Linked DNA regions of Homo sapiens: region 2 is linked to region 1. The links are chromatin loops, found by intact Hi-C in ENCODE. Cell type or tissue: mammary epithelial cell. All regions are shown on one strand. Links, peaks and the distances in the headings refer to the core of each region. The heading gives the core; the rest is flanking DNA.

The links. Hi-C counts contacts between places; a loop is a spot of excess contacts. Peaks named below come from ENCODE experiments on the same cell type or tissue, not always from the same donor. Only the 100,000 strongest peaks of a DNase experiment are listed, where the experiment ranks them.
Region 2: a loop joins it to region 1, with 9 times the contacts of the local background. A loop is called at or near these places in 9 of 110 quality-filtered maps.

The regions. Positions count from the first base shown.
Region 1 is chr4:186,291,350-186,307,722 of GRCh38, forward strand. All of the region lies in intron 1 of F11-AS1 (F11 antisense RNA 1), which reads right to left. Among named protein-coding and RNA genes, the nearest start is that of F11, 33 kb to the left of the region's middle. In mammary epithelial cell, for the core only: a CTCF peak has its summit at 5,857 (motif pointing right); no DNase peak of the experiment used is centred there.
Region 2 is chr4:186,546,224-186,562,596 of GRCh38, forward strand. It overlaps MTNR1A (melatonin receptor 1A), which reads right to left and starts at 9,344. Exons shown (of 2, transcript NM_005958.4): 1 at 8,959-9,344. The coding sequence starts at 9,142. In mammary epithelial cell, for the core only: CTCF peaks have their summits at 8,454 (motif pointing left) and 9,406; no DNase peak of the experiment used is centred there; H3K4me3 peaks cover 841 bases.

The DNA of each region.
Region 1 (16,373 bases), core at 2,173-10,172:
AGACAAACATAGAGTATGCTCCTTGCAGTCATGTAAACATGGTAAGAGTTCTTGCCAAAGGACGAAGCAAACGTTCCAGAGCTTATGTTGTTCAAGCTTGGTAGTGGCTCAGTGTGGCAGACATACTGGCTGTCCAGCCTTCTCCCTGTGTGTTATGGACATAAATTTGGGGTACAAGTGGCCTCATCTCCAGTTCCAGGGGTGGATCCTGATTCCTACACATTCCCTGATGGAATCGCATCCTCGTTGCCCTGGGAATCAGTTCCTGGCAGTGCAGGCCAAGGCAGTGGGCACACGCCTTCACCCCACCAGAGTGACTGGCTCAGAGTCAGCAACCTGAGCAAAGGTTGAGAATTTGGATGTTGTGTCGGAATAAATGCTTTCTCTTTCCCTTCCATGTGAATGAGGAAGTGTTGGCCCTGGAAGTGGTGGCACTTATCATGAGAAGCTGCCGGAGGTCACTGATGCCCAGGTAGAGGGGCTGAGGTCTGCACCAACTCTGGGCTTCCCTCTTCCACAGCAATGGCCCCTTTCATTTTAAGCCATGCATTTCCTACCACCTGCAGTGGAACGTCCTGTGTGCCAGGACTCGGGTTATTGATCACAACCCTGAGTCAATGAAATGTAATTGACTTTTATTAGGCATGCATTTTACCATAGTGTTCTATGGGACACAGTTTTGTGTTTTCCAATTTTAAAAGTTGGAAATGTTCTTGAATAGTTTTGATCCTAAAGCCTCAGAGAAAGTCTGTCTGTGACCCGCTCCAGAGCTGCCTCACTTTCTGACATGAGCGGTGCTCTTGGACAGCCGGCAACGAAGCCACGCTTGTGAAGGACGCAGCGGTTCTCACCTGTGGCACCCGGGGCACCAGTGGCTGGCCACTGCCCTACACTCTAAAGAGGGAAACTAAACTTTGGACTGAGAATTATATATTTAAGAAAGCCTTCAGAAATAATACATTTACATTATACATGACTCATTTATGGCCTTACCTGTGGTCCTGCCTCATGAAAGCATCAGAGGAAACGTTCCCCATTTGCTAAGGGGCATGTCTCCATCTCGCCTGTTCGGGTCCACTTCTCCCTTCATCCTCGCTTTGTTCTGTGATTTTCCGCTCCCTTCACAGGTCTCACTCAGAATGGGTCTTTCCCAGGCCGGGTGCGGTGGTTCACGCCTGTAATCCCAGCACTTTGGGAAGCCGAGGCGGGCGGATCACGAGGTCAGGAGATCGAGACCATCCTGGCCAACATAGTGAAACGCCGTCTCTACTAAAACACACAAAATTAACCAGGCGTGGTGGTGGCACCTGTAGTCCCAGCTGCTCAAGAGGCTGAGCACGGGAATCGCTTGAACCCGGGAGGCCGAGGTTGCAGTGAGCCGAGATCGTGCCACTGCACTCCAGCCTGGGCCACTGCACTCCAGCCTGGGCAACAGAGTGAGACTCCATCTCAAAAAAAAAAAAAAAAAAAAAAAAAGGAAAAAATAGAATGCATCTTTCCCTTTGCTCGTGTGAGAGGATTTTCAACATCCCAGCCCGCAGCATCCCAGAGCTCAGGTGTAGGGAATTTCCCGACTGCACGGACGCTCTGCCGGCCCCATGTGGTCAGGGCAATCCTCTCTTTGAATGTCCTTTCCACAAGATGTCTGTGAGGCCACCTGTCACCTGGGAGGGCTTCCCTTTGTCCAGGCAGAGGTGGTGGCCACAGCATCACGGCTTCCCAGTGCGCCCTGTGAGCCCCACCCCAACTCTCCCGCCTGCTTCCCGCCTGTTGTATGCACGCGTGTTCATTAACCACAGCAGGCCAAGCTTCTTTCAGGAGAACATTTCTTCCTTTTCCAAGGCAATCCCACAAACTAAAAATAACTGTTTAGAGCAATTCTTCAATGAGGAATGTCCGTGTGTGTGTGTGTGTCTGTGTGTGTCCGTGTGTGTGTGTGTGTGTGTGTGTTTGAGAGAAAGAGAGAGAGAGAATGAAAATGAAAACAGGCCGGGCACGGTGGCTCACGCCTGTAATCCCAGCACTTTGGGAGGCTGAGGCGGGCGGATCACAAGGTCAGGAGATCGAGACCACCCTGGCTAACATGGTGAAACCCCATCTCTACTAAAAATACAAAAAATTAGCCAGGCGTGGTGGCGGGTGCCTGTAGTCCCAGCTACTCGGGAGGCTGAGGCAGGAGAATGGTGTGAACCCGGGAGTCAGAGCCTGGGCGACAGAGCAAGACTCCGTCTCAAAAAAAAAAAAAAAAAGAAAGAAAATGAAAACGACCATTTCTGATACCTGTAATGCTTACGCACTCCAGCTTCACTGCCTGTCTGGTCCCTGGGTTTCCTCATCTTCAGATGCTGTGTTACTTTCCTCTGGATTCTGTAACAAATTACCACAACCCACCAGGGTGGCTGAATAGCCCAGATTTCTCCCCGTGGCTCTGGAGGCTGTAATGCTGGAATCTCGGTGTTGGCAGAACTCGGCTCCCTTCGAGGCCTTAGGAAGGACCCTGCCTTGCCTCTTCCTCGTTCCTCGGCTGCCTCCTTCTCCACGTGGGCCTCTCCCACATTTCTTATCCCTTTCTTGTAAGTAAACTAGTAATATTGGTTAAGAACCCAAACTGCTGTATACGGTATGTACTATATGCGGCACACAGTACATAGCTTACTGTCATTTTCCATTTAATTCTAACTTTCAGAGAAAAGACTATATTCAAAATGCCTCCCACAGTAACGGGCACACATAGTGCTCAACAAACTAGTTCCCTCTCTTTTGCCTTGGGGTATCCGGCAACTGTCTTACAAATGTAACAGTGTATGGTGGACCTACTGATGGAGAGACTTGTTCGTGTATGTGTTTGTCTTACCTCATCTACCCAGAGAGGTGTCAAAATGTATCTTATATGTACGGATGCAGCTTTTCTGCTGCACCCAGCACTCCCCAGGAAACATGAGCACGCTTTGTAACCACCGGTAACTTTCAAATGCTGTGCACAGGTAGAGATTTTCACAGGCTGTGGTGACTGCGTGGGTTCCTTCCATGCTCAGACACTGTCAAAACGGCAGTCAGAATGACTCCCATGAGCTTGGTTGGGAAGGCACCTTTACAAACAATACAGACTAGAAAACCTTTGTCATCCCACGGAAAACACTATCAAACACAACACAGAAGTATGGGTTTTGCGGTTTAGAGGGTTTTTCGATAAGTTTCTGCTGCCACCAACGGAAATAATTATCTTCACTATTAGAACGAGAAAGCAGTAAAGAAAGAATCAAGACAAAAAGTGACTTTCTCAGAAATATTTATATACTTGAGCAAATTAATATTTGATTTGGGTGAATCTGAATGTATTTCTCCGGTAATCGCTTCATTAAAAATAAAACTGTGGGCTGGGCATGGTGGCTCACGCCTGTAATCTCAGCACTTTGGGAGGCCGAGACGGGTGGATCATGAGGTCAAGAGATCAAGACCATCCTGGCCAATATGGTGAAACCCCGTCTCTACTAAAATACAAAAAATTAGCGGGGCGTGGTGGTGTGTGCCTGTAGTCGCAGCTACTTGGGAGGCTGAGACAGGAGAATCGCTTGAACCCAGGAGGCAGAGGTAGCAGTGAGCCGAGATCGCACCACTGCACTCCAGCCTGGCAACAGAGTGAGATTCTGTCTCAAAAATAAATAAATAAATAAATAAATAAATAAATAAATAAATAAGCTGTTTCGCAGAAACAGAAAACGAAATGCCGCATGTTCTCACTTCTAAGTGGGAGCTGAACGTTGGGTACTCATGGACATCAAGACGGGAACGTCGTCTCATCTCCAGCAGCTTCCAGCCCAGCACTGGGGATTCTAAAAGGGAAGAGGAAGGGAGGGGCCAAAGGCTGAAAAGCTACCTATTGCGTGTTATGTTCTCTGCCTGGGCAGTGGGATCAGCAGAAGGTCAAACCTCAGTGTTACACAATGCAATGAACCTGCATGCGCACGCCCAGAATCTAAAATAAAAATAAAATAAATAAATAGAAAAAATAAAGGCATTAAAAATAATTTTTCAGCTATATATATATATATATATTTCATCGTGTTTGTGATTTGGCAAGAAAAATCAAGAGAGGTCTATTTTTCAGATTTGAAAGTTAGTTTTTCTTTATTCAGATTCCGTTTTATAAATGAGTAATTTGTGATGTGATGGGCAGCCTTTAACATTTTAACTGACAATCAGTAGATGGATTTATCATCATGTTTATGGCTGTGCTGGTGTCTGTAAAAATAGTATACAGATAATTTTTTTTTTGAGACAGAGTCTCACTCTGTCACCCAGGCTGGAGTGCGGTGGCACAATCTAGGCTCACTGCAACTTCCACCTCCCGGGTTCAAGCGATTCTCCTGCCTCAGCTTCTCAGGTAGCTAGGATTACAGGTGCACTCCACCATGCCCAGCTAATTATTTTTTTGTATTTTTAGTAGAAACGGGGTTTCACCGTGTTAGCCAGGATGGTCGGCTTCCGGTGTTGTTTCAGCATATGGCTAAATTAAAGGCTTAGATTCTCAGTTTGCTCATTCTAATTTAGCTGAATTCTGAGTATTATGCATTTGTATCTGAGGTTCCAGGCCTCTCCCTCCTCCTTCTCGGGGTATTAAAACTCATGTTGCCAGGTGCATGACTGTAGTCCCAGCTACTCAACAGGCTGAAGCAGGAGGATGGCTGGGGCCAGGAGTTTGAGACCAGCCTAGGCAACATATTGAGACCCCATCTCAAAACAACAACAACCAACAAAATAAAAATTAAAAAAACACCTCATGTGAAGAGAGATCTCTCTGCTACCCTTGAAGATCAGAATAACATAAGTTCAAAGTTTCTCTGGTATCCAGTGAAATCTGCTCCTTCGGTTTTTTTGCATTGACCAAATTGCTAATGGTGAGGAAGTAACGAGACCAATGGAAGATGTTATTTGGCACATTAATTATTGGGGACCCATAAGCTGTTAGAGGTGAAAGAGACTTCAGCAATCATTCCATAGAAATGAAGCTCCAGGCGGGGCTGTGACCTCTCCCCGCTCACACGGCCTGTGAGGGTGGACGCTGAGCCCAGGAAATGTAGGTCTCCTGTGCCTCAGTCCTTCAGGGGCCAATTTAAATGAGAAGGGAAGTTGGATGGTAGAGTTCATGGAATAGCAGTTCCTCTGTCAGGCCTGTGTTTCTCTTTGCTGCCACTAACATATAAGAAAGAAACATGTTTCTGAGATGCCACAGTTATCACTTAAAGGCACTTTTCATTGTATTGCTGTCGGTCTGTGCTCACTGCTGACAGCAATGGCAGGCTGCCATCCTTGGAGTGAGGACCTGTGCTTCTACTTCCTGCTTCCTCTGAACCCCAGCAGCTGCCAGCACAGCGTCTAGGAGTAGTGGCTGTGGACATAATTAGGAGTTTCTTGAGCAGCCTAGTTAACAGCCCCACAGAGGGCATGATCATATAAGAACGTCACTCATGTCATTATCATTTAATTCTATCCGAAAAGAGTTAAAATCAACATTCTGGAGTTAAGTGAACAGCTTGTTAAATGAATAACATAGACATAAAATCCAGTGGGTCCAACAAGCAGTGATTACTATAGTTAATAATAATAATATCATCTTGATGAACAAGAACAGGAAAGAGAATACAGATAAGACTATCGCCATATTCACGTCTTTTGGGATCTTGCTATGTGCTCTGCATCATGCAGTGGGCTTTCCTTCTCACCAGCACTGTGCAAGTAGGATATTATTATTATTCCCTTTATAACATAATCCACGTGTTTTACAAGTGGAAAAGAAAGACAAGACAAACCTGCTGGTAAATATTTTGAACCCAATTCTCCATTTCCCCACTAGATGGCACTTTTATACCTCTCTTTGTTCCATTTTAAACTCACAGCAGATGGGCAGAGCGCACTTAATTTATGGTAAGTTTAAACAAATCCTATGTATATATAATATCTGGGAACTTTAAATCAAATAAACGGCTTCCATTCAAATATGCTTTCCTTTTCAAATATAACACTTGTAAATATCTGGTCCCCGGACAGCAGGTTCGCCTGTCCACCAGATGCTCCAGGACGGCGCTGGGCCCTTGCTCCTGCGCTGACCGCCCAGCCCGAGCCCCGGGGCCAGGTCCACGGTGCCCACGCGCGCTGTGTTCTGCTGGGGTCCGGCTTAGGGCTGCTTCGGCCCTCGGCGGCTTCCTCTGCGCTGTTGCTGCCCTCCCCACACCCCTACCCCTGCTCACTCAGCTCCTTCACCTCTTCCCTGATGAACTGGGGAACAGTATCCCCAACCTTGATCCCGCAATGTATTGTTAAGGCTGTGTTGTATTTTTAAAACAAACAAACATAAACATTTGAATGCTGAAGGCTTAGTGATAATAAAAATAGTCTACCCACCCCCCCACATCACATCACAACACACACACGACACATGCACATATAAAACACACATTCACACACGAAACACACATAAAACACATTCACACACATGAAACACACAAAACACACACAAAAAACATGCACACAACACATAAAATACACACAAAACACACATGAAACAAGCACACAGCACACAAAATACACACATGAAACGCACATACATATGAAACACGCAAACACACACATGAACTACACACATAAAACACACAGAGATACATGAAACACGCACGCAACGCACAAAATACATAAAACACAGATGCACACACACATACACATGGAACACGCACACAAAACACACACATGAAATACACACAGAACACACACATGAAAGACACAGGAAACACACACACACACACGGAAGGCACACACACATCGGGAAGCGGCGATGGTCACGCTCACTCCAAGACCCCAGCTCCCCGCGGAGGCCTCCCGGGCCGGTGTTCGCTGCCAGCCAAACCTAAGCCCGCTCCTCGCGGGGCCCGCGGGGCACCCCCAGGTTCTGTGCAGCTGAAGCTTGTACCATTTTGTGACTGTGACACAGGAAGCCTCCTAGGGACAAACTTCGGTCAGCATTTGAATCAGCCCTGACTCGGTGACAGTGTCTCATAAACGGGTCAGCTGGTTAGGGACTTGGAAAGAGAGCGGGGAAACGGGTGAGCAGAAAGCCTGGGGAACGGAGCCCAGCGGCGCCAAGTCGCCCCGGCGTCCACCTGCGCCCACCAGAGAGCGCCGGGCCCCCGCGAGCGGAACCTCGAACCGCAGCCTCCGGAGGGCTGGGCCCGGCCTGAAGCTTACACGCACTCCCTTCTCAGTCCCACTTTTGCCCTGTCTTCACCTTGGAGCCCCCGAGTTTCCAAAAGATACTGGAATCCAGTCTCAGCCTGAGCACCCTATAGCAAAGTTAGGAGTCAGCCCCACTAACTGGAGGTAAGTGGATCATGTGGGAGGCCCAGGTGTGCAGAGCCCCTGAAAAGTTACAGCGTCTCCACCTGGGCGTGGAGATCTGGGCCACCCCAGCCCCGCTGGGCATCGCAGGAATGGGCTTCCAGTGGCTCCTCAGTGTGGCCATTACACCATCAAACGAAAACCACCTCCCATGGAACATATCTATATAAAAAACAACAAAACAGACCCCTTCAGAAAGTGAGCTCAGATGACTCCCCTCTGCTAAGAGGTGCCTCCTGGGCAGGTATTTCTGTGGGTGCCACATACTTTTGGGGAAAATGAGCCCTTAGCAACTCATATTTTTATTCACAAATAAGCCATTAAACTGTTTATTGAAGGAAGAGGGTATGGTCTCTATTAGAAAATACAGAACAAACATTTACAAAAAAGTATTATTTTGGAATGAATTTCAGTTCAAGAGCTCCCTTTTAAAGTCACCCTAAGCATACCGGTTGCTACACAGGCAGGATTCAAAAATGCAAATATCAAAAATACTCAAAACTCTCAGAAACAAACCAGTGAAATTCATTGTCCTACTCATTATCCAATTTATCCAACAGTAATCATTACGATTGATTTCCAGGCCTGTAACTGCCTATTTTCATGGCCTGTAGAGAGGGGAGTATAGGGTGCAGGCAGGAGTGTCTGAAGGCATGGAAGTCTCTGCCTGGGCATTAACAAAATGAGTGGAAAAAGCAGACAATTGCATCTGCGGGCATTGATATCTCTTATCTGCACGTTAGACTTAGTTTTATGAGTAACTAAATTGAGTTGAGACTCTTAACTGATGTTCAGATTCACTGCCAGCACTCCCCACACATACCAGGAAACACCCTGTGTTCCAGTGGGCAGACCCATGCAAGCCCACCCCCAAAGCCTGGGGGTGCAGAGAGGCCGAGGAAAGAGGCTGACAAATCCAGACTCTCAGAAAGGAGCGTTGAATAGGGACTTATCCCACAGCTGCCCTCCAGAAAGCTTGCTTGCTTTTTCTTTCTTTCTTTTCTTTCTTTCTTTCTTTCTTTCTTTCTTTCTTTCTTTCTTTCTTTCTTTCTTTCTTTCTTTCTTTCTTTCTTTCTTTCTTTCTTTCATCTTTCTTTCTTTCTTTCTTCCTATCTTTCTTTTCTTTCTTTTTTGATATGGAGTCTCGCTCTGTCACCAGGCTAGACTGCAGTGACGCGATCTCAGCTCACTGCAACCTCCGCCTCCCGGGTTCAAGTGATTTGCACCAGCCTCCCGAGTAGCTGAGGCTATAGGCGCCCACCACCACACCCAGGTAATTCTTGTATTTTTAGTAGAGACGGGGTTTCACCATGTTGACCAGGATGGTCTCAATCTTTTGACCTCGTGATCCACCTACCTCGGCCTCCCAAAGTGCTAGGACTACAGGCATGAGCCACCGCACCTGGCCCAGAAAACGTTCTTTCTATAGCAAGCTTTTATAAGACTGATGCACCAGACCCTCTTGCAAAACTGCTGACCAGTGGGGAGGTTGAATAAGCATCTTTATAGGGGTCATCTATGCCCCAGGCACTGTTTGTTTATAGGGGTCGTCTATGCCCCAGGCATTGTTTGTTTGAAGGGGTTGTCTATGTCACAGGCATTGTTTCTGAGGAACTAATTGGTGAGCAGGGGTCCGACAGTCACTTCAAGATGGCCTTACTCTTGCCGTGCACTGATCTCGCCACTCAGAAAATGCTCAAAGGCCACTTTTTGGTGCACACAGGAAAGGTCTCTTCTATTCAGCTGAATCAAAACATTTGAAATTGGCTGTGTTTGTTTTCAGATCTGTTCAGGTCAATTTAACAATTATTGTAAAGAAGTAACTTACTTATAATTACATAAGCCCCAACCTGAAAGAATTCCCAATAACCAAAACTGGAATAACTTGAGTGACAGAATGAATAATCTAGCATTGGATTACATCTTAAAGTAAAAAATAAATATCCATGAGTTCATACTGATACAAAATGATTGAATGAACAAAATAATGAGAGAGAAGAGAGAAATCCGCTGTACAGGATTCCGGGTAAGTTACACCATTTCTCCTCTCTCAAGGATGTGGAGCTTAACCCTCTATCCCTTGCTTAGGGAGTAGAGCATGGATAGGAGTGAAAAGGTAATTTACAGAGGAGAAACAGGCTAGTTGATGAGGTAACATCATCAGTGGTAAGTCATCTTGATAGTGTGCACTGTTTAACAAGCAGATTTATTGATACATAATTCATATATACCCAAACTTCCATTTAAAATGACGATTCGGTGATTTTTAGTATATTCTCAGAGTAGTGTGATCATTAATCTAATTTTCTATCATCTTCATCACTCCCCCAAAGAAACCTCATACCTATGTGTAGATTTGCCTCTTCTGAACATTTTACATAAATGCAATCATACAACATGGGGTGTTTTGTGACCTGTTTCTTTCACTTTCACCTTGTTTTCAAGGAGGAACCATGTTCTAAAGCCTGTACTTCATTCCTTTTTATTGCCATATAATAAAAAGGAATTGCCCTTGTATAATTATACACATTTTATTTACCCATTCATCGATGGAAATGTGGGTTTTCTCACTTTTTGGCCATCATGAATAATGCTGCTATAAATATTCATGTATGAGTTTTTGTGTAGACACGTTTATCTTTCTGTTGAGTGTGTAGTACCCAGGAGCAGAATTTCTGGGTCATATGGGAACACTATGTTTCATATTTTGAAGAATGATGTTTTTGAAAGCAGCTACACCATTTTACATTCCCACCAGCAATGTCTGAAGCCTCCAATGTCACCACATCCTGGCTAACATCGATGATTCCGTCTTTTTGATTCTAAGCCCACCTTAGTGGGTGTGAAGTGGTATCTTATTGTGGTTTTGATTTGCATTTCCCCAAGGATTAATGATGTTGAGAACATCTTTATGTGTTTATCAGCCATTAGTACATCTTCTTTGGAGAAATATTTATTTACTTATTTTCTCCATTTTTAATTGGGGTATTTTCTTTTTATTACAAAGTTGTGAGTTCTTTACATATTCTGGATACTAGTCCTTGTTAGATACATGATTTGCAAATATTTTATGCCATACTATGGGTTATCTTTTCACTTTCTTGATGGTATTTTGTGAAATACAGAAGTATTTATTTTTGATGATGTCCAGTATATCTTATTTTTTCTTTTGTTGATTATAATCTTGAAGTTGTGTCTAAGGAACCACTGCCTAATCCAAGGGCACAAAGATTTAGTCCTGTGATTTCATCTAGGAGTTTTATAGATTTAGCAGTTACATCTAGCTGCATGACCCACTTTGAGTTAATTTTTGTGAGTGATGTGATACATGGGAGTCCAAATCCATCTTTTCCATGTGAATTCCAGTTGTCCCAGCACTGGAACCCTTGTCAAAACTCAATTGACCATAAATATGAGGGTTTGTATCTGGACTGTCAATGTTATTTCATTGCTCTATATGCCTGTCATCATGCCAGCTCCACACAATGTTGACTGCTGGAGATTTGCACTAAAGTTTGAAACTGGGCAACATGAGTCCTCCAAATGAATTATTCTTTTTTTAAATATTATTTTGGCTATTTTGAGTCCCTTGCATTTCTACATGAATTTTTGGATCAGCTAGGCTACTTCTGCAATAAAAGACAGCTGAGATTTTGATAAAGATCCATTTGTGGAGAGTAGCCATCTTAAAAATATTAAGTCTCCTGATCCATGAATGTAGAATATCTTTCCATTTATTTAGATTTTTAATTTGTTTCATATCTTTAGCATATAAATTTTGTACTTCTTTTGTTAAATGCATGCCTAGACATTTTATTTTTATGCTATTAAAATGCATTTTGTCCTTAACTTTCATTTTCGTATTATTTATTGATAGTGTATATAAATAAAATTATTTTTGTATATTGACCTTGTATGCTGCCTCATGCTGAAGTGGTTTGTTAGCTGTAGTGGTTTTTCTGTGGATTCCTTAGGATTTGTTTATATATATGATCATGTCATCTGAAAATGGAGATCGTTTTAACTGTTCCCTTTTTCTTTTTCTTTTATAATAGCCCTGGCTATAACATCTAGTGTGATGTTGAATAGAAGTGGCTAGAGTAGGCATTATTGTCTCGTTCTTGATATTAGGGAGAAAGCATTAGTTTCACTCCAGTAAATATGATGTTAGTTGTGGATTTTTCGTAGATGCTTCTAACCAAGACGTGAAAGTTTCCTCCTATGTCCAGTTTGCTAAAATTTTAATCAAGTTGAGGAAGTTTCCTCGTATGTATAGTTTGTTAAGCATTTTTATCATGAAAAGGTTTTAGATTTTGTAGATTACTTTCTTCCATCTATTGAGATGATGGCCATGATTTGTGCTGTATTCTGTGAATAGGATGCATTACACTGATAAGCTCTTGGATGTTAAACCGACCTTCCATCACCGTAATACATTCCACTTGGTCACAGTGTCTGATCTTTTAATATGTGATGCAATTAAGGTTGCTAATAATTTGTCAAGGATTTTTTTAGGCTATAAGGGTTATCACTGTGTGATTTTTTTTCTTGCTATGTCTTTGGTTTTAGTGTTAGGGTGACACTAGCTTTACAGCATGAGTGGGGAAGTGTGCTCTTCTGTTGTATGTTTTGGAAGAGTTTCTGAAGAATCAGTATTCATTCTTTGAATGTTTTGTAGAATTCACAGTGAACCCCTCTGGGCCTGGGATTTTCTCTGTTGAAGTCTTAAAATTCACAATTCAAGCATATCCATTTCTTCTTCAGTCAGTGTCAGTAGTTTGGGTTTTTCTGGGAATGTGTCCATTTCATCTGAGTAATTTGTGGCATGCACAATTCATAGTATTCCACTATAATGTTTTATAATTGTTCATAGTATTCCATTATAATCTTTTTTATTTCCATAAGGTCAATGCTGATGTCCTCTCTTCCATTCTGGATTTTATTAATTTGATTGTTCTCTCTCTCTTTTTCCTGGTAAGTGTCACTAAAGGTTTGTCGATTTTATTAATCTTTTCAAAGAATTCACATGTTTTTATTGATTTTTCTATTTACTCTTTCCTTTATGGCTACTGTAATCTCGTTTCCCTTTTAATGAACTTTTTTGACTATGCAACGACCAGTTCCGGTGGGTATATGACAGGGGAGCCCTGTCACAGCGCTACCCAGGACCCAGTTCCGGTGGGTATGACAGGGGAGGCCTGCCACAGTGTTGTCCAGGGCTTTGCAGATGGTTTGGAATTTCCCTATCAGTGCACTTGAACACCTTTATGGAGGTCTGTCCTGTGGCATAATTCAGATTCCAGAGCCACAGTAGAAGAGGTTTCACCAGATTTGTATTCACGTTGCTGAATCTCAGTCCACCCATCTCTAGCTGGAAATAGACTACAAAGTCCCTTTGTGATACTAACAGTGTATAGGCACTTACACTTTTGAAATTAGGCAATGTGAGTTCTCCAACTTAATTCTCTTTTTCCATATAATTTTGGCTATTCTTATTCTTATTTTACAGAGGAGAAGACTGAGGCACATAGAGGTTAAAAATTAGAGGAGAAGCGAGTAAGAAGTAGGCTAGAAAATCAAATCCATAGCATCTGCTCCTGAATCTACACCTTTCCCCACCACCTGAGGAATCAGCTAATAATGGCTTCCGAACTAAATCTGGCCTGCTGTCTTTGTAAATAAAGTTTTATTGGAACACAGCCATAACCATTCATTGACACATCACATATGGTGCTTTTGCTCTATAACAACAGAGTTGAGTAATCGAAGGGGCGATCCTGTGGTTCACAAAGCCTAAAATATTTACTACCTGGTGCTTTCCCAGAAAAGTGTGCTGATCCCAGCACTGCGCTGTACTGACTGCCATTATAATCATACATGCCTCAAGGCCATTTTGAAAACAAATAATGCAACTGATTATGCCTAGAAGAGTGTCTAGCACACACATAGACACATGTACACATAGACACATACACATGTATACACACACTTGTGTGTATATATAATATATATTAATATTATATATATAATATATATATGTGTGTGTGGGTGTGTGTGTATCAAGGTCCTTTTTCTGACAGTCTGCCTATCAGTAATTAATTGTATCCTAAATTATTTCTCTATTTTGGTTTTAGAGATTAGGTCATACCCGCTAGTCTGCTTTCCTTTCTCATTTTGGGTCTCATTTGAGCCCCATTCAGCTGTTCTCCATCACTAACATACAAGAAATGTCTGCCGAGGTTGTGAAGGATGAGGTCATGATTCACACTCGAAGGAGAAGAAAGGAAAGGCTGATTTCCGGAGTGAGACTCTGGTTTTTGGCAGAGCCAGTGACCTGAGCAGAATGAAATGACACTGTGAATTTTCATTCCAACAAAGAAGAAAGAAATCCAATTGAAAACTAGCTTTGACTAGATTTTGCTGCAAAATAGAAGATGATATTGAGCTAAATAATTCAAATTCTTATTCAGAACATAGAGAATGGGGGGGCATTCACTCTCTACCGTCAAGAGCCTGCTAAGGCGATTTCAGCTGCTCCACGCTCCCCTTGCTTCCAGCCTCCCACGTGGCCAGGCTGGAAAACTGCCACCACCTCCACATCCTACCCAGATCTCACCTGCTAGAGCACGGGCGGCAGGGATCCGCTCCCCAGCACATCAGTTTTGGTCCATCAGAAACAGAACATTAGAGAAGACTCTCAATATTGCTCATGTTAGAATAAAGCCAGCTTCTTTTCTATTAAAAAAATGCTTGTCCAACTCGCGTGAGGTTTGTCAGCGACGCAGAGGAGGGGCTTTTGTTGTTGCAGGGGTCATACTTTTCCATTTGTTTTTCCTCGTGGAATTTTCTCCAGCTCTCCCATTTAACACTGCGTGCCCCGCCCCAGCCTGGCCCCATGCAATGCTTTGGTGCTCCAGGGTTGCCGGTGGTCCTGCAGGGTCTGCAGTCACACAGGTCTCTCTCCTGGAGGCAGAGTCCCTGTGGGTCTCAGCCATGTTCTTGGTCAAATGCAGAAGTGAAAACAAAGCATTTCAATATTTATTGAATTACCCTATTTGCTAGCCTGCATTTTCATTTTCAATTTATTTTTACACATATTTGATACCTATCATGGGTTGGGTACAGAGCTAGGTTCCAAGAGGAAAACAGTAAGGAAAAAGCATTCCTGTTCCTGATAAGTAGTAATCTCTATTAAGAAAGTTCAATGAGGACAGAAAGAAATATCACAAATAATTGTAGTGCAAGCAGAATCATGTCGTTCCCAACTCTGCCCACGGAAGGGTCGCTGGGCTTCTCAAGGGCCTCTGGCCAGGATGTGGGATGTTACTGGAATAGACGTGCACCATTCTTTGATTCATTCATTCACTCACTCCCCACTTCACTTGCTTCTTATGCCCCGCCCAGCCAAGTTAAATCTCCTTCTGTCTCTCAAAAGTGTCAAACTGCTTCAATCTCTGGGGCACAGCATTTGTCATTGCTTCTGCCTGCCCCTTAATAACCATATCCACCTGCTTGTGTCTTTTAACTGAGTTATCAGTCACCTCCTCCATGAAGCTGTTGCAAGCTTTCTCAGGATGACGCCCCTCTTGCTGCATTGTTGCCTGGTCTGTGCCTCTGTGTAGAACTTGCCACATTGCATTATGGCCAGAGGCTTGTGTGTGTCCCCACTAACCCTGAGCTCATTGTTCTACCTACTCCCTGCACTTAACACAGTGTTTGGCTCCCTATAAATGCTGAATAAAGGTTGCTGATTATTGCATACAAGAATGTATTCAAAAATCTGCAGCATCAGATATTAATGCAACCAAAACAATAAGATCTTGGCTATTTTGCAGAGTCCATAGCTCTGAGAGCCAGGGGGAAAACAACATACATTGAATTCCTGTGTATTCTATTTGTTTTATGTATTGAGGCAGGTGTTTACATGTTCCAGAGAATAGTGGGGGTATAAAATTAGACATACCCTCAGCCAGCCTGTAGGAAGCTAACTATCAGCTAGGCGATTCCGTAAGATGAAACCACCTCTTGGGCAAATGTATATGGCCTTTGATTTAGAGGCTTCTAGAAATTCATTTGGCACTCCATAGACTAGACATTAGCACCAACTCTCAACATTTTATCTTATCTCAGACAATATTGCTTTAATTACTGCTAGAGCGGCATTGTCCAGTAGAACTTTCTGCAGTTATGGAAATATTATTTAATTGTGCTGTCCAGCGTCACTAGCCTCATGTGGCAGTTGAACACTTGTAAAGCGACTACTGCAACCAAGGAACTGAATTTGCTTTAATGAAATTTAAATTTAAATGGCCTCCCGTGTCTAGCGGCTATCGAATGAATGGCCTCCCGTGTCTAGCGGCTATCGTGTTGCACGGCACAGCTCTAGAGGCTTGGGCATATTATACCATCCTATCTATGTACACTAAACTTCGTGACTGTGGATGCTTGTGATGTAATAAGCTGGGCCCTGCAAGTTAAAATTATTTTTGACATGGAGGTAGCGTGTGATGAAGTGCATTGATGGTAGCTAGGGCTGCATTCAAACTTGTAGAGGCACTGAAACCCTCATGGTGCTCCTTTGGCCACTCCCTGCCTCTATGCTGTATGGAATTAAATAGATTTTTTAAATTTTACACACATACACACACACCCCCCCACACACACACGTTTAACAACAGCCTACAAAGAATAACAAAATCCAATAAAGTTTTAGTTTTTCCTGTGTTTTAGCTTTTTCCTCTTCAATGCATTTTTAAATTATCAAATATAAAATTCTTTAAGAGGCGAAGTGTTCCAGCTTTGCTAGTGCTCAAATCACCTGTGCCTGCCAGGCTAGACTGGCACTCTGGCACTGATACTGCTCAAGGCTGAGCAGAGAGCTGTGGAGTGAGGTTCACCAGACCGGGAAAGACTTCATCTCAAAATGCCTCTGGGGCCAGGGGTGGCGCGAGGAAAGAGGTTATAGAAAGCCAAGGTTCTGATTA
Region 2 (16,373 bases), core at 4,470-12,469, 260 kb after region 1:
TTCACGGAAGGTTCCTCCCTGGCACACAGTCCTGGCTAGGGAGGATCCTCCCTGATCCCTGCAATGGAACAGGGGTCTCTCCATAGCCGATGAGCCTCCTCTCATCCCCCACCCCTCCTGCCGTCGGCCTCACTGCTCCCCTCCCCCTTCCACACACGGCTCTCCACAGCACACATGACAGTGCATCACCCCGCAATGCCCAGGCTTCAATAGCCCTGCAGTATTCAGTGACATACTTGGTGACTCCTTCTCCCAGCCTTTAACTCCTTAAACTCCCCAAACTATAATACCCTCTTCATGTGACACGCCATCCACATCACACCCCATTAACGGGATATGCTGTCCACACCACACCCTGTTCATGAGACACGCTGCTCACCTTGCACCCTGTTCATACAACAACACACCATCCGCCTCGCTCCCTGTTCATGCCACCCACATCACACCCTGTTCATGCCACCCACACCACACCTGTTCATACAACACACCATCCACACCACACCCTGTTCATACAACACACCATCCGCCTCGCTCCCTGTTCATGCCATCCACACCACACCCTGTTCATGGGACACACCGTCCACACCACACCCTGTTCGTGGGACACACCGTCCACACCACACCCTGTTCGTGGGACACACCGTCCACACCACACCCTGTTCGTGGGACACACCGTCCACACCACACCCTGTTCCTGGGACACACCGTCCACACCACACCCTGTTCCTGGGACACACCGTCCACACCACACCCTGTTCCTGGGACACACCGTCCACACCACACCCTGTTCCTGGGACACACCGTCCACACCACACCCTGTTCGTGGGACACACCGTCCACACCACACCCTGTTCGTGGGACACACCGTCCTCACACCCTGTTCCTGGGACACACCGTCCTCACACCCTGTTCCTGGGACACACCGTCCTCCTCACACCCTGTTCCTGGGACACACCATCCACACCACACCCTGTTCATGGGACACACCGTCCACACCACACCCTGTTCATGGGACACACCGTCCACACCACACCCTGTTCATGGGACACACCGTCCACGCCACACCCTGTTCATGGGACACACCGTCCACACCACACCCTGTTCGTGGGACACACCGTCCTCCTCACACCCTGTTCGTGGGACACACTGTCCACACCACACCCTGTTCGTGGGACACACTGTCCTCACACCCTGTTCATGGGACACACTGTCCTCCTCACACCCTGTTCCTGGGACATGCTGTACCCATCACACCCTGTTCCTGGGACACACCGTCGTCCCACACCTGGTTCATGGTACTCGCGGTTGTCTGAACACCCTGTTCCATCTGAGCACCTCAGGGCTCCGTTGCCTCCTGGATTCCACGTGTCCTCCTGGCTCATTCCTCTCTCTCTCTATCCCACTCTGTCTCTAGTTCCCCACCTGTTCTCTAACTTGACTGTTGACTGCTGCTGTAGAGAAAACTAGTAGACCTTGGCACTGCTTTCTATTATACACGGTATTGTACACTGTACACTTTACATTGTACACTGTATTGCATATACACTGTATATACAATACGAGAGACCAAAGGCACCTGAGGTGTCTTTAAGAAATCATACACATTCCTGCTTGTTCCCATCTGGATTTCAGTCAGTGTTAAAGGTGTAACATCCTGCAAATAATCCTGCTCATTTTCTATGCCCAGTGACTGTCTTCTGAGAAGGGTGGTTTAGTGAGGCATTTGTAACTTGTAAAACATCCACAGTACAGCCTGACTGGTTCAGCCTTTCACCCTTAAATGGAAGACGAATTACTGATACTGTACCTTTATTCGTCTTAGAGAATTTAGGATGAAACTTTAACAAAAACAAAATCATAATCCTTCAGCGACATTAACAGGCAATCAAAAAAAAACTATATGAACTCTCTTTAGGGTAGGAGTCTTTTTTCCCTTAGGCACTTTTCCGAACCTTGAAGGACTCAGTGAAAACCCCATCTTAAATAAACAGATTAACTGCACTAAATAATAACTCTAAATTGCTAAATCCAAAAGAGAGTTTTATTAAAAATGGTATAATCATAATAGAACCCTATTTATATATGAAAGTTAAATCAATGACAGGAAAATATGTTAACACTACAAAAGTATAAAATAATATTCTCATAAAAGTAACTTTTTAAAAGTTAAAACTTTGACTCTATTTTTATGTACTTACAGAGTATTTAAAGACCTGTAAGTGTGAAATATTGCATTCTGCCTTAAAAATAAAAATATGTTTACACATCAGAACTCTACACCAAGAATACTAACTAACAAAAGGAATTTATTCTGCTGCTGGGAATGTTATATTTAATTCATAATGCACTTTAAGTATACAGCAAGCCATTTAGTCCTTACAATATTAGTATTGTCCCAAATTAACAAGTGAGGAAACTGAGCAAATTAGGTCACTTGCCCTATGTCACACGCATGAGATGGCAAAGCCCGGGTTTTACTCCAGGCATCTGGTTCCAGAGGCCATGTGTTTCAGAGGGACACATCCCAAAAAAAATGACCTATAATAGCACTAATCTTCCATAGATAAGGAATGCTTAATCTATAAAGATATATATATATATATATATATATATATATATATATACACTATATATGTAAAACAATCTTTTAAAAAAAGTACATGGTAAAAGACTATATGATACCTACACAGACATATACACAAATGAGAACAGTTGGAAGTATTCCAAATTCAGAGGGAACAACGAAAGGAGCTAAAAAAGATAAGTAAATAATAAAAGGAAAAAATGGAATGAAAACTAACTGGCAAAAAATCTTAAAAGTAAAAATTGCAATTTAAACCACATCTTAAAATAAAAATGAGTGAACCAGAATTTTCTCTTGAAACAAAATCGTGTCCTAAGCTCCTATAGATGGATATAGGAGGCATCCAGCAAGCATTTAAATAAAGGAGGAGGGAATGAATGCAGGAAGGATGAAAGCACAATATCCCTTCCAAGAACATATTCCTAAATATGTTCAGAAAATCATCAAAGAGGAAATACTAATTACTGATTACACATTTTTATAATCCACCACTTAATAACTATTTGAGAAAACAAGTATAAATGTAAGTTAGCAGGCTAGTTCTCCAGCAGGCGTTTCTTCGAAAGACCTGAAGCCAGTGTGTTCTTCACTAATAGTTATGCCGTGTCTCTACCACTGATCAGTTTCTTTGAAATTCTCTCACTAATTCCGTCTCAATCTGCTGCTATTTCACATGTGAACTAGTTTTCACATCTCCCAGTTATTACATTGTTCTCTCCTCGTAAGATAACAACTTTAAAAAATTCTCATGATTGCTTTAAGCTCCAGCTACCATCTACCAGCCAACTTTCGCATTTCTCTTGAAAAAGTTTTCTGCTGTATAAATATGCTCCTATTTTCATACTTTTGTACCCCAAGTCTTCTCTTTGTTTGAAAATAAGAAGAACACACATTTCTAAAGTGCCTCGATAGAAAGTAATCTCTTTGAAAGTCGGAGCCGCGTTTGACCCACGCTTAGAACAGGACCTTGAATTTTGACAAACCTGCAAAAATTTACCAACCATTTACATTCTGCCTTATACTCTAGGAATGCAGTAAGTATTTATCCAGGTAAATGTTCAGCTCAATAAGCACCAAAACTACTCAGTATCAAAGCAAGTGAGCACGCTTTTAAACCGTGCACCCTAACAACTCAAATTCACCTCCATTAACTTAAATAATATTCAGCACCGTGCAAATGCATTTTCTCTCCCGTCTCTTCTTCTGAGACTGATTCCTTCAATGGCATTGCCGAAAGTGTATACAGCTCTGTAGAAAGACAAGTGTTTGAGTACTTCATCCAGAGAATCCAGCAGTTTATTTCTTATCTGCAGCATTATTTAACTGCACTAAAAATCACAGAGATATCACATACAGCGCTCAGGTTCCTGGTCACCTTGATTATTTGAGAGGGGCAGAAGTGAGGCTGCTGATCATCTTCATGAAGAGGCAGAGATGGCACCAATGATACCGTGCAGAGTTCTGTGCATTCATAAAAACGCTTCTTTAACAACAATCCACTAATTGCCTTTTTGGTACTAGAAAACTCTAAAGGAGTATGTGAGTTTCCTTTTTAGAAGAAAGGGTATTTCTGTCAGCGAGGCAACTTACAAATATGTAGAAAAAAGGGAAAGCTTAAGGCACCTTGTAAAGATCTTACCATTCATTTCAGTTATTCTGTTGATTATTTTTAAAAGGTGCTAAGGAAGAATGGGCAGAATGAGCTCCAAAGACTCTGTGGAGATTTAAAGTGACTTCCAAGGCATGATAGTTTTCAGTGTAGATGCTTTTTAAAACAGAACCATCAAATGGCAGTAAATATTAATAGAAGGAGGTCTAATCTAGGACTATTTTATCCTAGGTTAACTCCCAAAATTGCCAAGAGAAAAATGATGCTGAAGGCAAGCAAAAGTAAGCTCTATCTTATCTGTGATTAATTTAACACTGAAAATTCCTGCCAGAAATACTTTCTTACGAAATGAATAGCTGGAGGAACGAAAGATCAGACAAATTCAATCATGTATTTGAGAGTCTGAAACTACTGTCATAAGATTTACAGGGGATTCTGGGAATTACTTTGACATATTTGTAAAAACTTAGGGTTCATAACAATGTACTATACAAACCAAGATAGAAAGTCATAGAAAACTGAACAACAGCTAAGAATACAAGGGGGAAAAATCAATAAAATGTCTCTAAAGTAAAAAATTGCCTTGAATCAGTAATTTCAAATATTGTGGAAAGCAACAGGAGGGAAACTACAGCAGCGCCAACAAGAAACCTCTCGGCTTGGAGATCGCATGAAGTGGGGTTAGCTTGAAATCATTTTCCAAGTCTGTACAGTACAAGTTACGTCGTAGGTTTTTGAATGGTAGCCTGCTTGCCCAAGGAAGCTACTGTAGCTTCTAGAGCTGATTCACTTAAAATTAGAGAACAGCTGAATATCGAAATAATCAGTCTTTAAATCTCAGGCCTTCTTGCTGCAGAGAGATAATGGTTGTTACAAAAGGGAAAACTCAGACAATGGAGATTTTGTGTATTTTGCATAATGTCACAAATGGGAATTAGATTCTAAACCTTCCATTTCTGGTTGATTTCACTGTTTTCCAGTTCATATTGTCTACTTGTTTTTTTTTTTAAACATACACTTAAAAAATAAAAACAATCTAAAAAGAACTAATCACCAGATGCGTACTAGCATTAACATCATAATACTATTATTTGTACCTCATAATGATAGATAGGTGGGTAGGTAGGTGGATGGATGGATAGATGGATGGATGGACGGACGATGGGTGGCTGGATGGATGAATGGGTGGTTGGACGTATAGGTGGGTGGATGGGTAGGTAAGTGGACTGATAGGCAGAATCTAAGTTTATCCTTCTAGTATCCCTGTAAGAAAAGTGGCATCTTAAACAGCCGTGGTACATCCGAGACTTGAACCAGATCTCTGAGGCCCAAAGTCCACATTCACTCCGTACTCTATGCATCCTCTCTGAGTGGTAATGCAGAATGAATAAATATAACATTCTATAGAGACCTGAAAGCAACAAGTGCAAGAGAGGCTTCACACAGAGTCAGCCATCCAGCCATAGAGCCATTCTGGGAAACCATTTTTAAAAACATATACTGACAAGTTTACCCTACTGTGCACACAGATTAAATAATAATAATAATAAACTGCTTTTGACAGGTATCTTTCTAAAATGTATCATATCCCTGTCTTCTTAAGTAGAACACACCACTCATGATGACATCTCTCGCTGATGAATCAGGTGATGATAATACATATGTTGCTGCACTGTGCTGCTTTCAGGAGCCGTGAATGGTGAGCAGGGCTGTTCACATCTTCACAATGTAAGCACAAAAGGTTGTGCTTGTTCTGTTTCTCAGATCTGCATTTAATGAGTCTATTTCAACCCATACTGCTTGCTATTATGTGCTATTTCTTTAAATGTGTCAATCTTCCTCCTAATTTCCTGCTCATAATCTACAGGGACCTAGACACCAGTATCACAGTTTTGTGGCACTCTAAGTTAGAACAAATCCGCTGTAGGTGAGAGCCTGTCATTTTTGCTAATTTCCATTTATTGGCTGTACTCTACCTCAGTTAGATTGCCAGATAATTGAATTTTGAATAGGCAAGATAGTATTGTATTCTTGCCTGATATTTTGTAAAATAAGTTTTATTTAAGTATAATGTACATATAGAAAAATGCACGAATCATAGGTCTATAGTGCAATGATTTCCAGCAAACAGAGCACGCCCTTGTTAGGTGTACCCAGAAAACAAACAAGCCAACACAGTATTACGTGTTTTATCCTTTTCAAAGTATTCTCATATGCGCCACTTCACTACAGTCATTGCAACACTCTTATGAGGCTAAGCGGTTGGGTATTACCTGCAATTCAACAAATGTGGAAAATGAAGTTTGGTATTTAGCTTCACTGATTTCTGAAATCAGAAGGAGCACAGCAAGGATCTAATCCTAGCGTTCCATTGCGGGAATCGTCCCTTATGCTATCAAATTTACTCAGAAGATATGATATGGTAGCTTCACTTCTATTATCAAATTGTGGACAAGAGTAGAGCGAATATTCTGTTGGCACCACAGATACCAGTGGTTGTCTGCAGCCTGCGTCGGCTGTGGCTGTCCACTGTCCCCGCCATGCAGATTGTTAGCCATTTTTAATTTATTCCCTGGGAAGTCAAATGTCAACACAGTCCCTTGAGGAGAGGAAGGTGGCATAAATCACCACAATTATACCAAGCTTTCCAAAGGAAAGTGATGGTTCAAAGCCTAGATGCCTTCACATTGTCATTTCTTCCATTCTCTTCTTCCCAACATTTCATCCTTAAAGCCAACAAAATTAATTTAGCTGAAATGAGAGGTCTGAAGATCATCAAAACTTTTAATAAGCATACCAAAACTTATATTTGAATCAGCTATCCTTATCACTGTTTCAAATTACCATCCATTCCAGAAATCCTCAAATGGCTTGAACCGCACATATAAACAAAAAATCCCTATTAGAAAAATATGGAACTTCTAAAGCTGTGCGGATTAAAGGTCACTAAGGGTCTCCCATGCAGCTACAGGAATATCCTCTTAAGAGCACGTCTTAGCAAATAAAATACAAAGTGAGTGTAAGGAGTTCTTAAGTTCTTCTTCAGAAAACACAAGAAGTAAAATTGTTCAGGCGTGATCATTTTTTACTTTTTATTTTATTTTATTTTTTTGAGATGGAGTTTCACTCTTGTTGCCCAGGCTAGAGTGCAATGGCACAATCTCTGTTCACTGCAACTTCCGCCTCCCGGGTTCAAGCGATTCTCCTGCCTCAGGCTTCCAAGTAGTTGGGATTACAGCTGTGGGCCACCACATCCAGCTAATTTTTTGTATTTTTAGTAGAGACGGGGTTTCACCATGTTGGCCAGCTGGTCTCGAACTCCTGACCTCAGGCGATCCACCCACCTCGGCCTCCCAAAGTGCTGGGATTACAGGCTTGAGCCATCGCGCCCAGCCGTGAACACTTTTTAAAGGTTCTGCAGGATTCAAACTTCCCAAATGCTGCAGGTGTTGACAGCAAGGAAGCAGGGCGAGCTCTGGAGGCCAGCTCTGGGAATTCAACCGGGCTCACACCTACAGTCCCTGGGAACAATCTGCAGCCCCAGTTTCTCCTCTGTAAGGCGAGTTGACCACGGCGCCACAGCACAAGGCTGCACTAGGATTCAATTAACCCAGTGCTCACAACCTGTTTGGTCCAGAGAAAGTCGTTTTTATTGCTAGGAAGGAAAGAGCCTCTTCTCGAAGGCAGAATTCCTCCAGTTTATATCAATCACCTACGAAGTGAGCTTATTCAATTTACTGACTCAAACTCAATTCATATTACTAAGTGCTTAACTAACTAATTCTCAAACTACAAACCGTAAAAGCACTACTGGGGGCGGGTGGGGGAGGCAGGGCAGGGGTGAGCCTCCCCAAAAGGAGCTAAGCAAAATTAGAGCTTTTCTTAACCACCTGGTTAAAACGAAAATATTGATCTTGGCAGACATGTTAAGTGCACGTTTCGTTCCCCGCCCCTTCTCCCAAAAGTGCCTCCAAATAAAAAACTAGTTTCTTCAGAGAACCAAGCATCTAATCATCACTCAGAGGTCTGAACATCCAGCATCCTAAGAACAAAGTGTCCACAGGTTCCCACCAGAACAAACCAGTTCAATGCATTGCTCGGAGGAAAAAGCAAGTTAACTCAAGCACACAATTACCTGTAGTTGCATATTATACGTAAGTGTACTCTTTCCTGCTCACGCCTGGCTACCTGCCTACTCTAACACAACAACTTCCGTTTTTAAAGTGTCAACTTGTTTACTTGGAGGAGCCGCCGCCTGCCGGACACAGCACGTTTGGGAGCCTCTCTTTCCACTGTAGGCTCGTAACTGCAGACTACTCCCGAACAACAAGACCACGGCGGCTGCTCCATCATTTTGCCAGCTTCTATGTTTCCATATTTTAACAATGTTGGGAAAACTAAATCACATGTTAAGACCAAGCAATTGATCAGTTCGTTGCAGAGGCTGCTTGAGGAACTTTCTGCAGCCTGGACCTGAGGCTTCTCAATCTAATAAACCTCAGACAGGACAACCAGACGGGGGTGTCCCCATAGGAAAGAGAACCCGACTCTGGTGGAGTGTCCCACCTCTTAGGGGCTGTGACTCCGCGCCTTATGAAAAGGCACTTTCAACGGGCAGGCTGGAGAAGAGTCCTCTCTAACAGGAAAAATAACTCCAAGTCCGCAGTGTTTAGGAAAAAGAACCAAGTGCTTGGGGAAGGCTGGCTGCCCGCGGAGAGGCGCTGCGTCCGGAGCGCTGGCCCAGGGGAGGCGGCGCGGGCCCTACCTGCGTTCCTGAGCTTCTTGTTCCGATACACCGACAGGATGACCAGGAGGTTGCCCAGGATGTCCACCACGATGGTGAAGATGAGGACGCAGGCCAGGGCGGACGCCAGCCACGAGGGCCGCGCGCCGTCCCCGCGGAGCACGGGCTGGGAGGCGTTGGGCAGCGCGCTGCCGTTGCCCTGCATGGTCCCTGTGCGCGTCCCGGCCGCGGGGCCATCGCCCGCCTCGTCCGCCCGCCCGACCACTTGTTAAGGCTCCGCCCGGCGCTCCCCGCGCCCACGCCCCATCCCGCGCGCTCCTCCACGCCGCGCCCCCGGACGCCCACGCCGCGCCGGACGCCACGGCCAGGTGACACCTGGTGTCCGCCGCGAGCCCGCTTGGATTCCCCGCCCGCAGCTCGAACCCCGCACCACGGGCCGACAGCGCCCCGGTGCGGGAAGCCGGGCCCAGCCGCCGCGCCCTGGGGACGGTGTCCCAGAGGCCTCTCCTCGTGGGCGCACGGCGAGGCCGTTCATTGTGTTTCCTCTCTGGGATGGGACTTTTCACCCAGCAGGGCCAGGCTGCCTGGGATCAAATGCGAAATGGGATTGGGGCGAGTTCACCAGCTGTGTGCCCCACCGCCCTTATCTTCCTTATCTGCAAAATGGGAATAAGATACTATCTCACCTGTTAGCCTCATAATTAGTAAAATGTGAAAAAACCAAGGACTGTCTTCCGTTGTGTATTGCACCGCTTAAGATGGTGCTAGATGTTTCCGATAATGAAATGACATTTTCAAAGAAAAAAGTAAAACTCAATATTTGCAGATGATAAAAATGTATGTACTTCTGTAAGTACCAGTAAAAATGAGAAAGAAAGCACACTTAGGTGGATCGGATACATGGCAGCAATGTAAAAGTGCTAGGAAATGGCCTAACCAGTTGTGTGCAGTGAGGAAAAAACTTTATGAAAACCATGAAAGGAAATTTAAATAAACGGAGAGACAAACAGTGTTCCTAGCTTCGAAGCCTGAAATTTTCATTTTCCTCATATACTTTATGCCAGACCAAGAAAAATATCAAATAACCTAAAGTTTCTTTGAAAGAGTAAAAAGAAAGTGTAGGAAAAGGATTTGAATAAGATGAATAGGAGAGAAGTATGACCTACCAGTATCAAAATGTTCATTAAAAATTACAATTAAGTGGCGCCTGGGATTACAGGCACGGTGGCTCACGCCTGCAATCCCAGCACTTTGGGAGGCCGAGGTGGGCGGATTACCTGAGGTCAGGAGTTCAAGACCAGCCTAGCCAACATGGTGAAACCCCGTCTCTACTAAAAATACAAAAATTAGCCGGGCGTGGTGGCACAGGCCTATAATCCCAGCTATTCGGGAGGCTGAGGCAGGAGAATTGCTTGAGCCCGGGAGGCGGAGATTGCAGTGAGCCGAGATCGTGCCACTGCACTCCAGTCTGGCAGACAGAGCAAGACTCTGTCTCAAAAAAAAAAAAAAAAAAATTACAATAAGTATGCCAGGCACGGCTGCTCACACCTGTAACCCCAGCACTTTGGAAGGCTGAGGCAGGTGGATCACCTGAGGTCAGGAGTTTGAGGCTGGCCTGGCCAACATGGTGAAACCTCGTCTCTACTAAAAACACAAAAATTAGCCAAGTATTGTGGTGGGCGCCTGTAATCTCAGGAGCCTGAGGCAGGAGAATCGCTTGAACCCGGGAGGCAGAGATTGTAGTGAGCTGAGATCACGCCACTGCGCTCCAGCCTGGGCCAAAAAGAATGAGACTCCGTTTCAAAAAAAAAAAAAAAACTAAAACAGTATTGAGCTCATAAACAATTTGAAAAAGCATATAAAATAAAGATTTTATAAAGTGAACAGTTCAAATCAGTAGGGCTGGGATAGATCACGAAAACAAAAATGCATTTAAAGAAAATGTAGGTAAATATACATATCACTTGAGGTAGAGAAGCACTCTGTAAGCCTGGAAAAAAGACAGACAGGAAATAATCCTAACCATAGAAAAGGTAGCAGCTGCCATGGACAGCGTGTGTCACTTCCCATCTCTGGCATCGGTATCTTACAACCATTGTTTGCACAATGTGTTAACAATTCCAGAAGGTCTGGCACTGCTGCGACCATTTTATGGACGAGAAACCTCTGGTGCTGAGAGGTTAAGCAATGTACCAAAGTCACACAGCTGGTAACAAGTAGAGGCAGGATTGGAACTCAGGTCTCTCTGACTGCCAAGCAAGGAGCCTCATTACTAAGTGATAGTGTTTCTCGGTCGTGATAGATTTGACTACGGAAAAGTTAAAAGTCCTATATTCAAAAAATACCACACACAAGTGAAAGCTAGAGAAACTGGGGAAATGATTTGTGACATAGCTAAGAGACGAAGCATTAATGGTCTTCATTATTGTTATGGTTTCAGCATGTCCCCAGAATTTGTGTGTGGAAAATTTGGTCCCCAGGGGAAGGCGGGGCCTTCAAGAGGCGATCAGGTCAAGAGGGTTATACCACTCTGTCTGACTGGGTTAATTCTGCAGGCATGAGTCAGTTCTTGCTCTCCTGGGACTGGATTAGTTACAGTGAGAGTGGGTTTTAAAAAATTACCACTCCAGCCTGGGAGACAGAGAGAGACTCTGCTTCAGAAAAAAAAAAAAAAAATTATCCAGTCCCAGGTATTGCTGTATTCTGTAATAGTGATGGAAAACAGACTAAGACAATTATATAAAGAGCTAAGGAAAAAAAATAGAAATATATTTAAAGGTCATAATTAGACAAAAACTAAAAATGTATGTGTAACCTCTTTTAGCAAAAAAGTTAAAAAAAAGAGAAAGCTTCCATTCCAGCGATCACTTTAGAAAACATTATATTGGTAGTGCCAAGTGTGGTTTGAAACACGTGGAGAAAAAGCATTCCTGTGCACCAGATATGGACGTCTTCAAACTGCATACATGGTGCTAGTCGTTTTACTAATAGAAAACAATTGAACAGTGTCCACATGTGTCAGGACACACCGTTATTTCTCCCTGCATTGTTTGTCACAGGTAAAACTCCTATACTTGGGGTTTTGATACACAAATTTGTGAAATCAACAGATGAAATACAAAGGCATAGATGGCTAACTCTCCCCCAAAAGGGGTGGCATACATAATGCTGGGGTGCACATAACAACATTCATGATCTTTCTTCCCTGGGGAATGAGAAAGGTGAAGCTGGGAAACCACGAGCACTGAAAATGATGGTGAAATCCTGGAAAACAAAGACCCAGAGAGGGAATGCCCAGACTCTGACTGCCAGCATCCCTGAACCCAGCACGTGAGGAATAGACCCAAAGGAAGCAACTGGAGCAAAAGGCCTGAACTGAGGCTGGAGCTGCCACACAAGAAAACAGTTCCAGTTCCAGCCTAGCCAAGAACACTGCCTACTGAGACAAAGAAAACTCAACAGAGAAAAATAATAGCATCTAGAATACCCACAGTGTAAGATTCGTATGTCCATGGTACATTCAAAATTATTTAACGTATGAAAACATTGTCTGTCTATCTATCTATCTATCTATCTATCTATCTATCTATCTATCTATCTACCTATCTATCTATCATCTATCTAAACACATTCTTTAAGATACAATAAGATCAATCAAATCCAGTCCCTAAATGAGCAAAATGTTGTAACTAACAATCTCAGCAAAGAAATAGGAACTCCCATGAAAGAAATAAAAACAGTAAAAAAGAACGAAGGGGAAATTCTAGAACTGAAAAATACAATTTCTGAAATTAATTCTTTACTCAATGGACTTACTAGCCAAATGGACATGACAGAGTAAGTATACTTAAAGATAAACCAACAGAAATTGTCCAACACAGAGAAAAGATATATTTTAAAATGAACAAAGCTTACAATTCTTATAGATTATATTAATTAGAATACTAGCTGTAGAAATAAAATGGTGCAGAAAAAATATTAGAAGACATCATGATTGAAATTTTCCTGAATTTTAGGAAAGACGTAAATTTGTACATGCAAAATGAATACTAAGCAGAATAAACAAAAACAAGCATACTAAGGCACAGCATAGTCAAACTGCTAAAAGCCAAAGATAAAAAGCAATTAAAGTCAAGTTACATATTACGTACTGGTTAGCAATTAATCCAACTAACAGCTGATTTCTCATCAGAAACTGTGCTAATTTTCTATTACTGTCATAACAAATTACCTTAATTAAATTAATTTGGAGACTTAAAACAACATCCATGTATTATGTCACAGTTAAACAGACCAGAAGTCCAGGTACAAAGTGGCTCAGCTGAGCCCTCTGCTTAGGGTCTTATGAGGATAAAACCACAAAGAAGTAGAGCTGTTTCTTTCTGGAGGTTCTCAGGGTAAATCCACTTCTGAGCTCATTCAAGTTGCTGGCAGAATCCAGTTTCATATGGTTGTAAGGTTGAGGTCATTCTCAGCTTCTAGAGGTTGGCTGCATTCCTTGACTCATGGTCCCTTCTCTCATCTTTGAAGCCAACAATGGTGGGCAGAGTCCCACTCACACTTCAAATTTCTCTAACTTTATCTTCTGCTTTATCTCCTCTGCTGTTAGCTGGAGAAAGTTCTCTATTTTAAGGGCATGTGGATTTAGACTGGGCCCAACTAGACAACCCAGGCTAATTTTTCTATCTGAAAGTCCATAGCCTTAATTATATCTGAAAGTCCCTTTTGCCATTGGTCTTACCCCTCATTGTGTTGCTATAACAGAAGACCACAGACTGGGTAATTTACAAAGAAAAGGAATGTATTTCTTACAGCTCTGGAGGCTGGGCAATCCAAGATCAAGGGGCTGCACCTTGTGAAAGCCTTCTCGTTGTGTAATCCCATGGTGGATGAAATACCCAAGACCGAGTAATTTATAAGGAAAAGAGGTTGAATTGGCTCACGGTTTCACAGGCTGTACAGGAGGCATGGCTGCTTCTGCTCGACTTCTAGGTAAGTCTTGGGAGACTTACAATCAGGGTGGAAAGCGAAAGGAAGCAGGAATATCTTACATGGCCAGAGCAAGAGGAAGAGAGAGAGGAGGGAGGTGCTACACACTTATAAACAACCAGATCTTGTGACAACTCTATCACAATAACAAAACCAAAGGGAGAAATCCACCTCCATGATCCAATGACCTCCCTCCAAGACCACCTCCAACACTGGGGATTACAATTCGACATGAAATTTGGGCAGCGACACAAAAGCCAACCATATGAAAGACACATAAAGCAAACAGTAAGCACAAAAAGGCCAGAGTGGCTATATCAGTATCAGATTTAAAATGGATCTTGATGTAAAATAGATTTTAAATCAAAATGTATTACCAGAGATAAAGAGAGACACATCATAACGATGAAAGGGTCAATTCAACAGGAAACAACAATAATTTTAAAAATTGTATGTACTCAACAACATAGCTTTCAAATACATAAAGCAAAGATGGCCAGAATATAAGGTAGAAATAGACAATTTCACAATCATAAATGGAAATTATAACATCCCTGCCCTAGCAATGATAGAAAACTAGACAAAAAGTCAGTAGACATAGAAGATCTGAGCAATGCTATCAACAAGCGTGACTTTTCAATTGTACATGGAATATTTACCAGGAAGAAACATATGCCGGGCTATAAAAAAAAAATGCCTCAATAAAAATTTTTAAATGGGCCAGATATGTTGGTTCATGCCCATAAGCCCAGTACTTTGGGAGGCCAATGTTAGAGGATTGCTTGAGGCTAGGAGTTTAAGAGCAGCCTGGGCAACATGACATAGTGAGACCCTGTCTCTACAAAAAATAAAAATAAAAAATTTTCAATAGAAATCAGGCTAGACACGGTGGATCATATCTGTAATTCCAACACCTTGAGAGGCCAAGGTGGGAGGATTGCTTGAGCCCAGGGGTTCAAGATTAGCCTGGGCAACATAGGGAGACCCATCCCCGTCTCTACAAAAAAAATTTAAAAATTAGCCAGGCAGTGTGTTTTGCACCTGTAGTCCTGGGTACTCAGGAGGTTGAGGGAGGATTGCTTGAGCCCAGGAGGTTGAGGCTGTGTGAGCTAGGATTGCACCACTGCACTCCAGCCTGGGTGACAGAGTGAGACCCTGTCTGAAGAAAAAAGAAAAGAAAAGAAAAGAAAAGAAAGAAATTATAATAGAGAATATAGTCTCTGACTACATGGAATTAAATTAGAAATAATAAAGATGTGATAACCAGAAAAATCCAAACCATTTGGAAATTAAACAACACACTTCTAAATAATTGTTGTGTCAGAGAATAAATGCAACAGATATTAGAAAATATCTTGATAATATTCTGTTATTGAAATGATAATGATAGTAATCATGGAACGATAATGAAAATGCCGCATGTCCAACTGTGCAGGATGCAATCTCTCTCTCTCTCTCTCCCTCCCTCTCCATGTTTGTGCCCACAGTGTGGCTGAGGGGCTGATGCTGGCAGAACGAGTGTTAAGAGGTCATACAGAAGTGGCCTTTAAAATTTGCTTTAGGGGGTAAAAATAATGGAGAGTCTGTTGGATTTTTCTTGGTTTTTAAATTTGCAGCCAAAACTGTAAGACAAGAGATCATATTTAACATCCCCGAGGAACATGATCTAGGAAGTACATTATTATCTGTAATTAATTAGAGATCATTTTGTCACTGTAAGGAATCTATAAGAGCATGAGTTAATTATTTCACCAAAATGTTCTGCTTCCCAGGGAGTTGGTAATGGTTGGCTAACCTGGAACAACCCTGTTTATGCTTCAGCCCAGGTTTCCTATCCCCTTGGCCTGATGTGTAATACCTATTATCCTTGGTTCTTTGCACTTCCAAATAACTTCTTTTTAAATTCAGCCTGTCAAGTTTCATAAAACCCCCATTTGGAATTTTGATTGATATTGCATAACACATAAATTAATTTGACATGTTCAAAATAATGAGTTAAAATGTCAATTTTGAATGTAGATTCTTAATTTTCTTGTAATTCTTTTGGTGTTTGTTTCACATAAGACAATGTTATGGAGTAAAAATAAATTTAGAATTATTATGTCTTCCGGTGATTTTAAACATATCATTTTGTAGCATCCCTCTTTATTTGTAATAAGACTTTTTGTCTTACAGTCTATTTTGTCAGAGGCATAAATGTAGCTGCATCAGTCTTCCTCTTTTTTTTTTTTTTTTTTTTTTTGAGACAGAGTTTTGCTCTTGTTGCCCAAGCTGGAGTACAGTGGCGCCATCTCAGCTCACTGCAACCTCCGCCTCTTGGGTTCAAGGATTCTCCTGCCCCAGCCTTCTGAGTAGCTGGGATTACAAGCTCCTGCCACCACGCCTGGCTAATTTTTGTATTTTTAGTAGAGAGTGGGTTTCACCATGTTAGCCAGGCTGGTCTCGAA